Linked DNA regions of Homo sapiens: region 1 is linked to region 2. Evidence: read pairs that join two places in POLR2A ChIA-PET (ENCODE). Cell type or tissue: A673. All regions are shown on one strand. Each heading gives the region's core, and the rest is flanking DNA. Links, peaks and the distances in the headings are about the cores only.

Region 1 (5,836 bases), core at 1,095-5,094, 430 kb after region 2:
TTAATTGTCCATAATCCTACCATGTAATTATAGCTATTGTTAACATTTTCTTTATACCCTTCCATAGTCTTTATTTTGTATATGTGTGTAGAATTGGTTCACGTTAAAATGAGGAAAATCTTTTGTGCAACATTACCACCGTTGCTGATATTTAAAATGTGTTGAATTATTGACTCGTACATTTTGAGCTCCCAAAACCCTTCAGTGGCTTCCCATCTCATTCAGGGTAAAATCCAAACTCTTTACCATAGCTCCCCACGTGATTTCACCCCTGAATATCTCTCTGCCCCAATCCCTCTCCTTGTCAGAGCTTGTACTGACCTAGCTATTCCTAAAACATGCGAACGCCACCCTACCTTGGGCTTTTGCTCTTAGTGTGTTTGTTGCTGAAATGCCTGCTACTCCCATGTGCTTCTGCAGGGGTCAGGCCTTCATTCCATTCATATCTTGTACTCAGATGTTACCTAAGCAGGGAAACCTTTCACACCCTATATCCTGGATACTTAATTAATTTTTAAATTACCACTAAGTGATGTTCTTATTTTTTTGATGGGCTTCCCCCAACTTCCTACCCACTCCCCAACACAGACACACAAATACTAGGATATAAAGTCTATGGAGTCAGAGTTTTGAGTACATCCACCCTTCTTCCTAATGAAATAAGTTTACTTCTATTTTTTTAAAAGACTATAGCATAAATTTCAAGAGAAGTATTTATTCTCAAGTGGTCAGCCTATTCAATAAATTTTATGAGTCATCAAAATCAAACAATCAAGTAGGTGGCTTCTAGACCTAATTTTTCATGTAACCTATGAAGCAGCACTTTTAAAAACAAGTAATTTTCCGGAAACCTTATAGTTTCATCATAGAATATTTGTGTCTTGATATTTGAGTAGATATTAGTGCTCTCCAAATTAGAGGGCACTGAACAACTCCATATATTTCATTACTGTCTTTGGTTCATAAGATAATCTAATACTTTGTTGATTTTGTTCTCAAGTTACATACACAGCACAATAATTTTTCATAATATATTTAATGATTATATTCCTTTGGCCTAGTGATATGCTAGATTTATCTCAACTTTACACAAAGACAAATATGAAGTATACTTAGCAATGTATTATATATTAATATATGAAAATGTTATATACAAAATTTGTGTGCTTATATATTTTGTATACATGTCTATATATGTATTTTATGAAGATGATATAATTAAAATTATTCCTTTGGGAAATAAGTGAGAGCATAAAAAAATGAAAACAATTTTCTCGTCTTAATATCACATCTTAGGTCATCCCTTTCTGTCTAGTCACTGTTTATCACATCGGTTTCTTTTCATCTTTGCTGGATGCAGTACTTATCACAACTTGACAGTTTCTTGTTTATTATTTAATTATTTGTCCCCACCCACTAGTTGTAAGATGCATGACAGCATGGGCTTTATTTTACTCATTGCTGTATTTAGCAAACTCAGAATAGTGTCTGGCCTACTGGTTTTCAATAAATGTCGTTTGACTAGTTAATTGAAGAGTAAATGAACTGTCGTGTTTATTTTATCCAAACTGCACACAGTCCCATGAAATAGGATGTTATCAGTGTCCTGCCTACTTCTTCATAAGGAATTTAGAATTTCACTGTGGAAGAATTTTCAGTTATAGGTCGTAAAAATGATCCTAGTATTTGTTTAGGATAATGCTAGCTATTGTACCAAACAAAACAAAATATAATGGTTCAAACACAGTAGACTTTCTTTTAAGTCTCCTTTTCATAAATCTGATGGTGTTCTTGATCAATGGACAAATTCCTTCTAGATAGTGGTTCAGGGTTGCAGCCCCTCTCCATTTTTTGGCTCAGTTGTGTTTAACCTTCAATGCAAAGCTTGCGTTTTCTTCCAACAGAGACTCTCTTTAATGGAAAGGGAAAGATCATGGAGGGTCTCATGTGTAAGGTTGTTATGAGTAAGATATAGAAGTGGCGTACTCACTTCTAACTGTTCATACTCCAGTGGTTTGAACTCAATTGGCACTTACGTAACCGGAAGGGACGTTGGGAAATGTAATCTAGCGATGCACCCAGCAAGAGAGCACTGGTGAATAGCTAGCCAGTCTCAGCCATGCTACTGTATGTAGATCTAAGTTCATTTGCATTTAGGTGTAAGATAGCTTTATAACTTTTAAAGAGTTAAAAATTAATTATGGGTTAATGTTTTTAATTCTGTGTAAGGCCTCCTTCCCAAACCCAACCTTTTTTGTTCACAAAGAAGGCAGCTTAGAATCCTCCATGGATCCCATAGGAATCTTTTTTCTTTGACTTTAAACACTCATTTCCCGAGCTCCATACTCCATTGAGCATTTCTTCAGTTGGGATAACTAAGTGCAGTCCCTTTGGAGCTCATCAAAGTTGTTGTCTAATTGGTTATAGAAGCCATCTTCTGATCGTACCAGCAGCTGCCTCCCTCTCCAGGGATTGCCGCTTCCATAGCATCAGTCCCACTAGGTTCTGGAAAACAAGAGGCTGAGAACTCAAGTTTTAGTAATTGTAGAATATTACCAGTATTTCTATATTAATTAGTATTACAGTCTAAATGGTATGATTGCATGATTTGCTTATAGTTCATAAACATAGATTTTGGAGCCTGTTACTGAGGGTTTTGGACAAGCCACTTGAGCTCTTTGAGCTTCCATTTCTTCCTTCCTTCCTTCCTTCCTTCCTTCCTTCCTTCCTTCCTTCCTTCCTTCCTTCTTTCCGTCCGTCTGTCCGTCCTTCCATCCTTTCCTCTCACTCTGTCACCCAGGCTGGAGTGCATTGGCATGGTCTTGGCCCAGTGCAAACTCTGCCTCCCAGGTGCAAGCTATTCTCGTGCCTCAGCCTCCCAAGTAGCTGGGAGGTGCATGCCACCACGCCTGGCTAATTTTTATATTTTTAGTAGAGACAGGGTTTCACCGTGTTCGTCAGGCTGGTCTCAAATGCCTAACCTCAGGTGATCTACCTGCCTCGGCCTCCCAAAGTGCTGGGATTACTGGCGTGAGCCATCGCACCTGGCCCGAGCTTTCATTTCTTCAGCAATGAAGTGCAACATCTGGGCTCTTCATAGATATTAGAACAAAGAGACAAAGTATGAAACGTTCAGCGTATTGCCCATTATACAATACAGGCCCCCTCGCCCCAAAGCTATCGCAGTAATTATTATTAACATTAAGAGAAAATATACAGAGGAGTTTGGAATTTAAAATAGATGAAATACTACCCAGAGCATGACTTTTAAATCACCCAACTCAGTACCAACAGTTGGTGTGTTTTTCATTGAAAGTTCTTGGACTGAATGACCTAGAGAATTTTTTGGAATCTCCCAAAGGGATTTATGCATTTCAAATGAGTGGTTGTTGATGGTTGAAAATGAATTGAAAAGGAAAAGGAATTATATGCAGAGTGCATGCCTGTGTGTATGCATTTGTGTGTGTGTGTGTATGTATGTGTATTTGAAATGAGAATGGTCTGGCTGTCACTTGAAATCCATCATAAAACTGTTTATTAACAGGCAACAGGACATTTCATTTGGCCATATATACATTAATCAACTACCTCCGTGTTTCTATGGAAACTTGTATAAACAGTTCGATTGTACCATTTGAGGTCTCAGATAAACATTTTCAATGACACTTTCAATGGTTCTAATAATAATTCTACTATTGTTCTTGATGCCAGATATCTCAGATATCTTTCTTAAAGTGATAGAATTAGTTGACTAGCATAAGAGAGAGAGAGTGTGTGAGTGTGTGTGTGTGTGTGTGTGTGTGTGTGTGTGTGCGCGCGCGCGCGCGCGCGCATGCACATAATGTTTTTTCTGACCTTCAGATGTTGGGGAAATTATATAAAAGACAAGGTTTTGTTTCCACCAAAATCAACTATCAGAAAATAAGCCACCTTAATCTTTTATATAATGAAGTTCTCTCTCAATTTAGTTTATTGTTTTTAAAGAAGGATGTATTTTTCCATAAGGAAAATTAATCAGAAATGACCCCAAGCGATCTTAGCTTGGAATGTTTATAATTCACATGATGGAATTGGTATAAGGGAGTTAAAGAAGTTTTACATAGATTTAATAACGAGGCCTGAATATGTGATCTCAGAATTGCAATTACTGGATATTACCATAAACCTTGTAAAGATTAATTTATAAAGCAAAAAGTAAATGATGGTTGTTGTAAAGAACTTGCAAGAAAAATGAAAAATCAGCTTCCTGAATGTTATACAGCACTGTGTCATTTATAGACACATCACTACCTTAAACAAATTAGAAGGAATGTAAACTCAATTGGATGACTCAAAAAGTGAGTCAGCTTTGCAAATGTCAAAGTCATTGATGTTGGAGATGCAGATTAAAGTTTCATGAGTGAGAAATTATTTACAATTAATATTTTTCATGTGATTTTGAAATTTGTATTTCACTAGTAATTTGATCTAAATAGCCATTTGATTGTTCCATCAATATCCATGAGAATTTTCAGGTCAATTAGTAAATTAATAAATATATTTAAGTTTAATGCTTAAGTGTGTGCTCCCTAGCCGTTCATCTGGGGCTGGAATCTGTTTCCATCACCTTTTCGCTGTGTGATCTTGATGCAAATCACTTTTCTGCATCTGAGGTTTCCTCCTACATAAAATAGTCCTACTAATACCTATTTTTTAAGAGTGTTGTAAAAATTAAGTAAGCTAATGTATGCAAGTACTTAGAGTAGGGCCTGTCACATAGTAACTGGTGTACAGGTGATCTAATTTTGTTATCTTTGGAAAAATGGGGCAAAGCCTCACATTTTGAAATACATGGTACTTAGATCATGCAGTTTCTCATCACATTGACGTATTCCTCTCTTCCATTTTCAAGTGAAGTTCATGTAGGTTTCCTTTCTACTCAATGCTTTCTTTGAACATTCAATGGAAAAACCCTCCTAAAAGTATTTGCTTTGAAACATTAGTCACCTTGTGACAGACAGCCAGTTTTCAACCAGTTCACTAATATTGATTATTTATTTTCCTCATCGGGGTCCCAAGTGTATTTAAATTGTCCCCATTTCATACACGCAAGAATTAATTCCTTTCTGCCTTGGGAGAGGGCTAGGGTACCATATTTCAGTAGCTAATTCCACCACATAAAGATATATATTTGGACAGCAAGCCATGTGAAATACTCATTATATAAGCCACATCTTATCAAGCCCTCTCTGTTACAACTCTAAAACATTATCATAATATAGGAAAGTAGCAAGGAACGTTTGAAATGCATCCCTTCCCCCAACCCCCAAAAAAACACACAACACAGTGGTGTTTCTGTTCAGACTGTCCTCTGAGAGGCAGTGTGCTCCGTATGGCAGGAGCAAAGCTTTGTGGTTTTACCATACTTAGTTTGTAGCATATGTCTGTGCCAAATGCATATTATTTTCGAGGCTTTTGCAGTCAAATATAATAAGGCAATACACATAAATGCACAAAACTACGCAAGTTGTTATCACTTTGAGAGAATTCTAAACTACAGAAATTTGAATATTTTATTATAAAAGAGAGTAATTGAACTATAAGCATATCATGAAAATGAAGTTATTTAGTTTGCAAAATGTATTATGGTATTCTAAGCAGTGAGTTCCTCTCCATATAAATACATGATTTATTTAAAAGGTAATATGTAGACTTTTGGGGAAATATATAGTAAGTGAACTACCATAATGGTAGTTTTAGGTATGACAGTGTCAAAACAAGTTGTTTCTTTGGTTGGCTTCTTCGTTTCCACCGAATTTGAAAAATATCTGGCCTAAGGTGGTGGAGGATGTTGTCT
Region 2 (5,836 bases), core at 599-4,598:
AGGTCTCTTTTTGACCTAATGATCTTAAGGGTTTGTAGAAATGAAAAGGAGCTTTTCTACCCAAAAGAGATTTGGACCACTGATTTAATATAAGTTAAAATGTGTGAAATTTTTTTCTCAGAAGTTTACATTGTATTTTTCAAAACACAGTGGAATTAGACTACAAATCAATTTTTTTTTAGTTCTCACTTTCTCAGAAATCAAACCATGTATTTTTGTTGTTGTTGTTGTTTTTGAGACAGAGTCTCGCTCTGTCACCCAGGCTGGAGTTCAGTGGTACAATCAAGGTTCACCACAGCCCCAACCACCCAGGCTCAAGTGATCCTTCCACCTCAGCCTCCCTGGTGGCTGGGACTACAGATGTGCGTCACCATGCCCAGCTAATTTTTGTAAAGGCAGAGTTTTGCCATGTTTTGCAGGCTGGTCGCTGGTCTTGAACTGGGCTCAAGCGATCCAACTGCCTCTGCCTCCCAAAATGCTGGGATTACAGGTGTCAGCCACCATACCCAGCTGACAACCACATTTAAATAACCCACAAGCCAAACAAATTGCACAAAAGAAATTAGAAAACATTTGAAATAATGATAATAAAGATGCAATAAGTTAAACTGTGTAGGGTATAAGGAGACACTGTTGAAAGGGGAATTCTACAACATAGACGTTATTAGAATGTGATCAGGAATAAGTGTGCCTTTAAGATACTAAACTCTCTTCTCGTCTCCTTATTTTTGTTCTCTCTCAGCTTCTCCTGGTTTATTTTTGTTTCTGTCTATATAGTCCCCTACCTCTCTAACCCCCTTTCTTTCACCATGCTTCCTTTACAGGGCTTCTAAATTCTCTCAGCTTCTCCACCTCATTCTTTCCTCTCCTCTTTCTAGTTTCCAACTTTTCACTATTGTTCCCCTCAACAGTTCTTTCCTTTCTTCTCCCTCTTCCTCCCTCTTTGTTTTCTTTTTCTCTACATGTTTTACCCTCCTGGCTGTTATCTCCTCTCCTTCTCCATCCTCTTTTGGCTTCACCCCAGTTCTCTATCATTTTGCACCTCTCTAACATCCCATCTTTTTTCTTTCTGCTTTCCCTTCTCTCTATTCTTCCCTCTTTCTTCCTAAGTTTCTTCTGTCTGTTCCTCTGCTCTCTCCGTCTCTCCCTCCCTGAGTCTCCACTCTGTGTCCCCATTTGCCACCATTCCTTTCTGTGTCCTCCTTTCCTGTGACCTCTTCTCCTACTTTGTCCAGCACCTTTCCTGCTTCCATGCACTCTGTCTTTGGCCTATTTCACTTGGAAGCACGCTTGACTCCTTCACTTTTTCTTCTGCTTTTTCCCCATTTGCCTCTCTTTTAAATTTTTATTTTTAATTGAGGTAAAAAGCATATAACAACATTTATTATCTTAACCATTTCTAAGTGTACAGTTCAGTCATGTTAAGTACATTCACATTGTTGTGCAATTTCTACATTTTAAAAAATTATATTCATGAAAACAAATCTATTCTAAAAATTAGCTTCAATTATCCAAGACTCAAAAAAAAATTGAACTTCCAGTAAATATTTAATATTATGGGTCTACTGTTTTAAAAATGCTTTATTTTATGAAGTTTGGCTATAATGTAATAGCACTGGTTCCACTCACATTGCACTCATTATTTTATATAGTTTAAATGATTATAAATTGTATTTTTAATAACCTTCCTTGTTTTACCATTTCCATTTGTTCCTTAGTTATTAAAATATACAATACTCAAATGCATTGCTAAAAAATAATATTCTAAGTGGTCTTTCCCCTGTAGTTTGTTATACCAGATTTTGGATAAGTAATGCTTCTTCTTTATTAATATTGAAACTGATTTAACAAAAAATATTTCATGAATTCCTGAAATGACTGTTGATATCCTGCGGCAATAGGCAGATGTAATCAAAGTGTTAACAGTAATGAGCTCTTAGAAAGGTTTTCTCAAACAAAAGTCCTAGCTTCAGCCTACAATTCTGAGTTACTCTCTTGAATTCTAGGCTGATTTCTCAGTCACTTGCAAACGCCTCTCAGTTAAAGCTCTATCAGCCTATAATCTAGTCATTTTATAGAGAGGATTGTTTATTATTATTTATGTCTTGCCATTTGAATGTTCTTAGGAACCGTACACAAGGGAATACTCGCAGAAGGAGGTATTTCTTAATGGGTCCCAGGGGGAGGTACTTTCCGATGGTTCTCATAACTTTTTTCCCATACTCATCTATTTTAATTAGTTTTATCTAGTATATGCCCTTATAACTGCTTTCCCTCCTCTCTAGATGCATTCCTCAGAGGGTTTCTAACTTCCTACATTCTGATTTGTACTGATTACCATGTATCAGTTCTCCTTTATTTAGTATCTTTTCAGCTTTTGATTTGTTCCAATATTCTGGTTATTCTTTTTTTTTTTTTTTGAGACAGAGTCTTGCTCTGTCACCCAGGCTGGAGTGCGGTGGCGTGATCTCGGCTCACTGCAACCTCTGCCTCCCGGGCTCAAGCGATTCTCCTGCCTCAGCCTCCCGAGTAGCTAGGTTACAGGTGTCTGCCACCACGCCTGGCTAATTTTTGTATTTTGGGTAGAGACGGGGTTTCACCCTGTTGGCCAGGCTGGTCTCGAACTCCTGACCTCAAGTGATCCGCCCACCTCGGCCTCCCAAAGTGCTGGAATTACAGGTGTGAGCCACCGTGCCCAGCCCTCTGATTATTCTTTAATGGGTTTCTAACTCCAGTTTGATTATACAAAGATACAATGAGACACATCTTTTTTTATGAGATGGAGTTTTGCTCTTGTAGCCCAGGCTGGAGTGCGGTGGCGACACCTTGGCTCTCTGCAATGTCTGCCTCCCGGGTTCAAGTTATTCTCCTGCCTCAGCCTTCCTAGTAGCTGGGATTACAGGTGTCTGCCACCACACCTGGCTAATTTTTTGTATTTTTGGCAGAGACAGGGTTTCAGCATGTTGGCCAGGCTGGTCTCAAACTCCTGACCTCAGGTCATCCACCTGCCTCAGCCTCCCAAAGGGCTGGGATTACAGGCATGAGCCACCGCACCCAGCTGAGATACATCTTTAGGGTCTTAACACAGTGCCTGTCCAGTTAGTAAACATAGGTTCTTTATTATAATTGTCCATCTTCTTATCAAATGTGTAACTTATTATAAAATGTAATAATCAAATTATCAAATGCAGTAGTTTTAATAGTTAGGCACTGAAGTACTTTTGATGAAAAGCTTATTGCTGGGTGGTTGGATGACACATTTGCCCTTATTGTCTCCTCCTTAAGCTGACTGTAGAGCTCACAGTACATTAGTCAGTTTTTAATCAACTTGTCAGGATATATAACTAATGGGACATACTTTTTTCCAGTTGAATTTTCTTTTCTGTTTTTTTCTGAGACAGAGTCTCATGCTGTTGCCCAGGCTGGAGTGCAGTGGTGCCATCTCAGCTCACTGCAACCTCTGGCTTCCAGGTTCAAGCAATTCTCCTGCCTTGACCTCTCAAGTAGCTGGGACTACAGGTGCACACCAGCACGCTCGCCTAATTTTTGTATTTTGGGTAGAGACGGGGTTTTGCCATGTTGGCCAGGCTGCTCTCAAACTCTTGACCTAAGGTGATTGCCTGCCTCAGCCTCCCAAAGTGCTGATATTACAGGCATAAGCCACTGCGCCTGGCCCAGTTGAATTTTCAAGCGAAATGAAATAAAACCTTCAGACTCATTCATGACTAAGTGATTTTCTTCTTGTTAATCAAGCTGATTCTACTTGGTGTGTGTATGCGTATTAAGATAATTCTGTGTAGACCACCTCATTAAGTATTTTGAATTAATTCACTGCACTTCTGTTGAGAAATTCCTAAATTTGGATTTTATCCCAAGGCCCAATGTCCTGGGATTCTTCCAACAAATTCTTATTATTCTAGTTTCCAAGATATAGTATTAGATCTGGTCACATATTCAGAGCTCTGGCTTTAGCCTTCTTTGGGCCATCTCATTGGCTGACCCACTGAGCTGCAGGGAAGACCCAGCAGGCAATGGGAGGGGCTGTGGGCACAGCAGCACGACTCCCACACACCAGGGGTGGTGGGCCACAGCCTGTGTCCAGACTGACTCACTTACAGTGGCAAAACTAAAACGTGGTCCTTACTAGAGAGTAGAAATCATGAGTCTGAAGCAGGGACTCCAGATTGGGAATATAAGTTATCTGTTTTGCTCTTGTAAAGACGGATATATCTGTGACATGCTAACCCCAGAGACCACTGCCTTTGTGTCCACCTTTGCTCTCTAGGTGATCTTTACGGAGCCATAGGCTCTCCAGTGAGACTGACTCGCACCGTAGTGGTAGGGAAGCAGAAGGACTTAGTCCAGCGAATACTTTATGTCCTGACCTACTTTCTCCGTTGCTCTGAGCTACAAGAGAACCAGCTGACCTGGAGTGGCAATCATGGTGAAGGTGACCAAGTTTTAAATGGGAGCAAGATCATAACAGCCTTGGAGAAAGGAGAGGTGGAGGAGTCTGAGTATGTGGTCATTACGGTGAGGAACGAGCCCGCTCTTGTACCCCCCATCCTACCACCAACAGCAGCAGAGAGACACAACCCCTGGCCGACAGGGTTTCCTGAGTGCCCAGAGGGCACTGACAGTAGAGACCTGGGTCTTAAACCTGACAAAGAAGCTAACAGGAGGCCAGAGCAGGGTTCTGAGGCTTGCAGCGCAGGGTGCCTGGGGCCAGCATCAGACGCTTCCTGGAAACCTCAGAATGCATTTTGTGGGGATGAGAAAAATAAAGAGGCACCGCAAGATGGCTCTTCAAGACTTCCCAGCTGTGAAGTTTTGGGGGCAGGAATGAAGATGGACCAGCAAGCTGTCTGTGAGCTGTTGAAAGTGGAGATGCCTACAAGACTGCCAGACCGGTCAGTGGCCTGGCCTTGCCCTGACAGACATCTCCGGGAGAAACCTTCCTTAGAAAAGGTCACTTTCCAGATTGGAAGCTTTGCATCTCCAGAGTCTGACTTTGAAAGCCGCATGAAAAAAATGGAGGAACGGGTGAAGGCCTGTGGCCCCTCCTTGGAGGCCAGTGAGGCTGCTGATGTGGCTCAGGACCCGCAGGTTTCTAGGAGCCCTTTTAAACCTGGCTTTCAGGAGAATGTTTGCTGTCCTCAGAATCGGCTTTCAGAGGGGGATGAAGGCGAGTCTGACAAGGGTTTTGCAGAGGACAGAGGCAGCAGAAACGACATGGCAGCAGATATTGCTGGGCAGCTCAGCCACGCTGCTGACTTGGGCACAGCCTCCCACGGTGCAGGAGGAACGGGAGGGAGGAGGCTGGAGGCCACTAGAGGTTTGTATGTGAAGGCTGCGGAAGGACCTGTGCTGGAGCCTGTTGCCCCCAGGTGTGTCCAGCGGGGCCCTGGCCTCGTGGCTGGTGCGAATATCCCCTGTGGGGATGACAACAAGAAGGCCAACTTCAGGACTGAAGGAGACATTCCCCGAAATGAAAGCTCAGATAGCGCCCTGGGAGACAGTGACGACGAAGCCTGCGCTTCAGCCATGCTAGATCTGGGTCACGGTGGTGACAGGACTGGAGGGTCCTTGGAAGTGGAGCTGCCTCTGCCAAGGTAACTCCAGCAGGCTGGGAAGTAGAGGGAACTGGGTTCAAATCCCACTTTCCTGGCCTGACACCTGTGATGTTGTTAGCCACTACTATTGTCTGCTTTACACACAGTATCTTTTTTTCCACAAAGTACTAGAAGTATTATTAATTCTATACAAACGGTTTCCCACCTGTCCTTCTTCCAAGGATGGTCACTGGCTTAGCACCACTGAGCTCACTGGGACAGGT

The links. Peaks named below come from ENCODE experiments on the same cell type or tissue, not always from the same donor. Only the 100,000 strongest peaks of a DNase experiment are listed, where the experiment ranks them.
Region 1: POLR2A ChIA-PET joins it to region 2 with 5 read pairs; 2 of 35 experiments call an interaction of 5 or more read pairs at or near these places.

What each region holds. Positions count from the first base shown.
Region 1 is chr4:159,291,943-159,297,778 of GRCh38, forward strand. All of the region lies in intron 7 of RAPGEF2 (Rap guanine nucleotide exchange factor 2), which reads left to right. Among named protein-coding and RNA genes, the nearest start is that of MIR3688-1, 170 kb to the left of the region's middle. In A673, for the core only: no CTCF peak of the experiment used is centred there; no DNase peak of the experiment used is centred there.
Region 2 is chr4:158,863,817-158,869,652 of GRCh38, forward strand. It overlaps FNIP2 (folliculin interacting protein 2), which reads left to right. Exons shown (of 17, transcript NM_020840.3): 13 at 4,286-5,612. Among named protein-coding and RNA genes, the nearest start is that of FNIP2, 98 kb to the left of the region's middle. In A673, for the core only: no CTCF peak of the experiment used is centred there; a DNase peak (open chromatin) is centred at 2,155.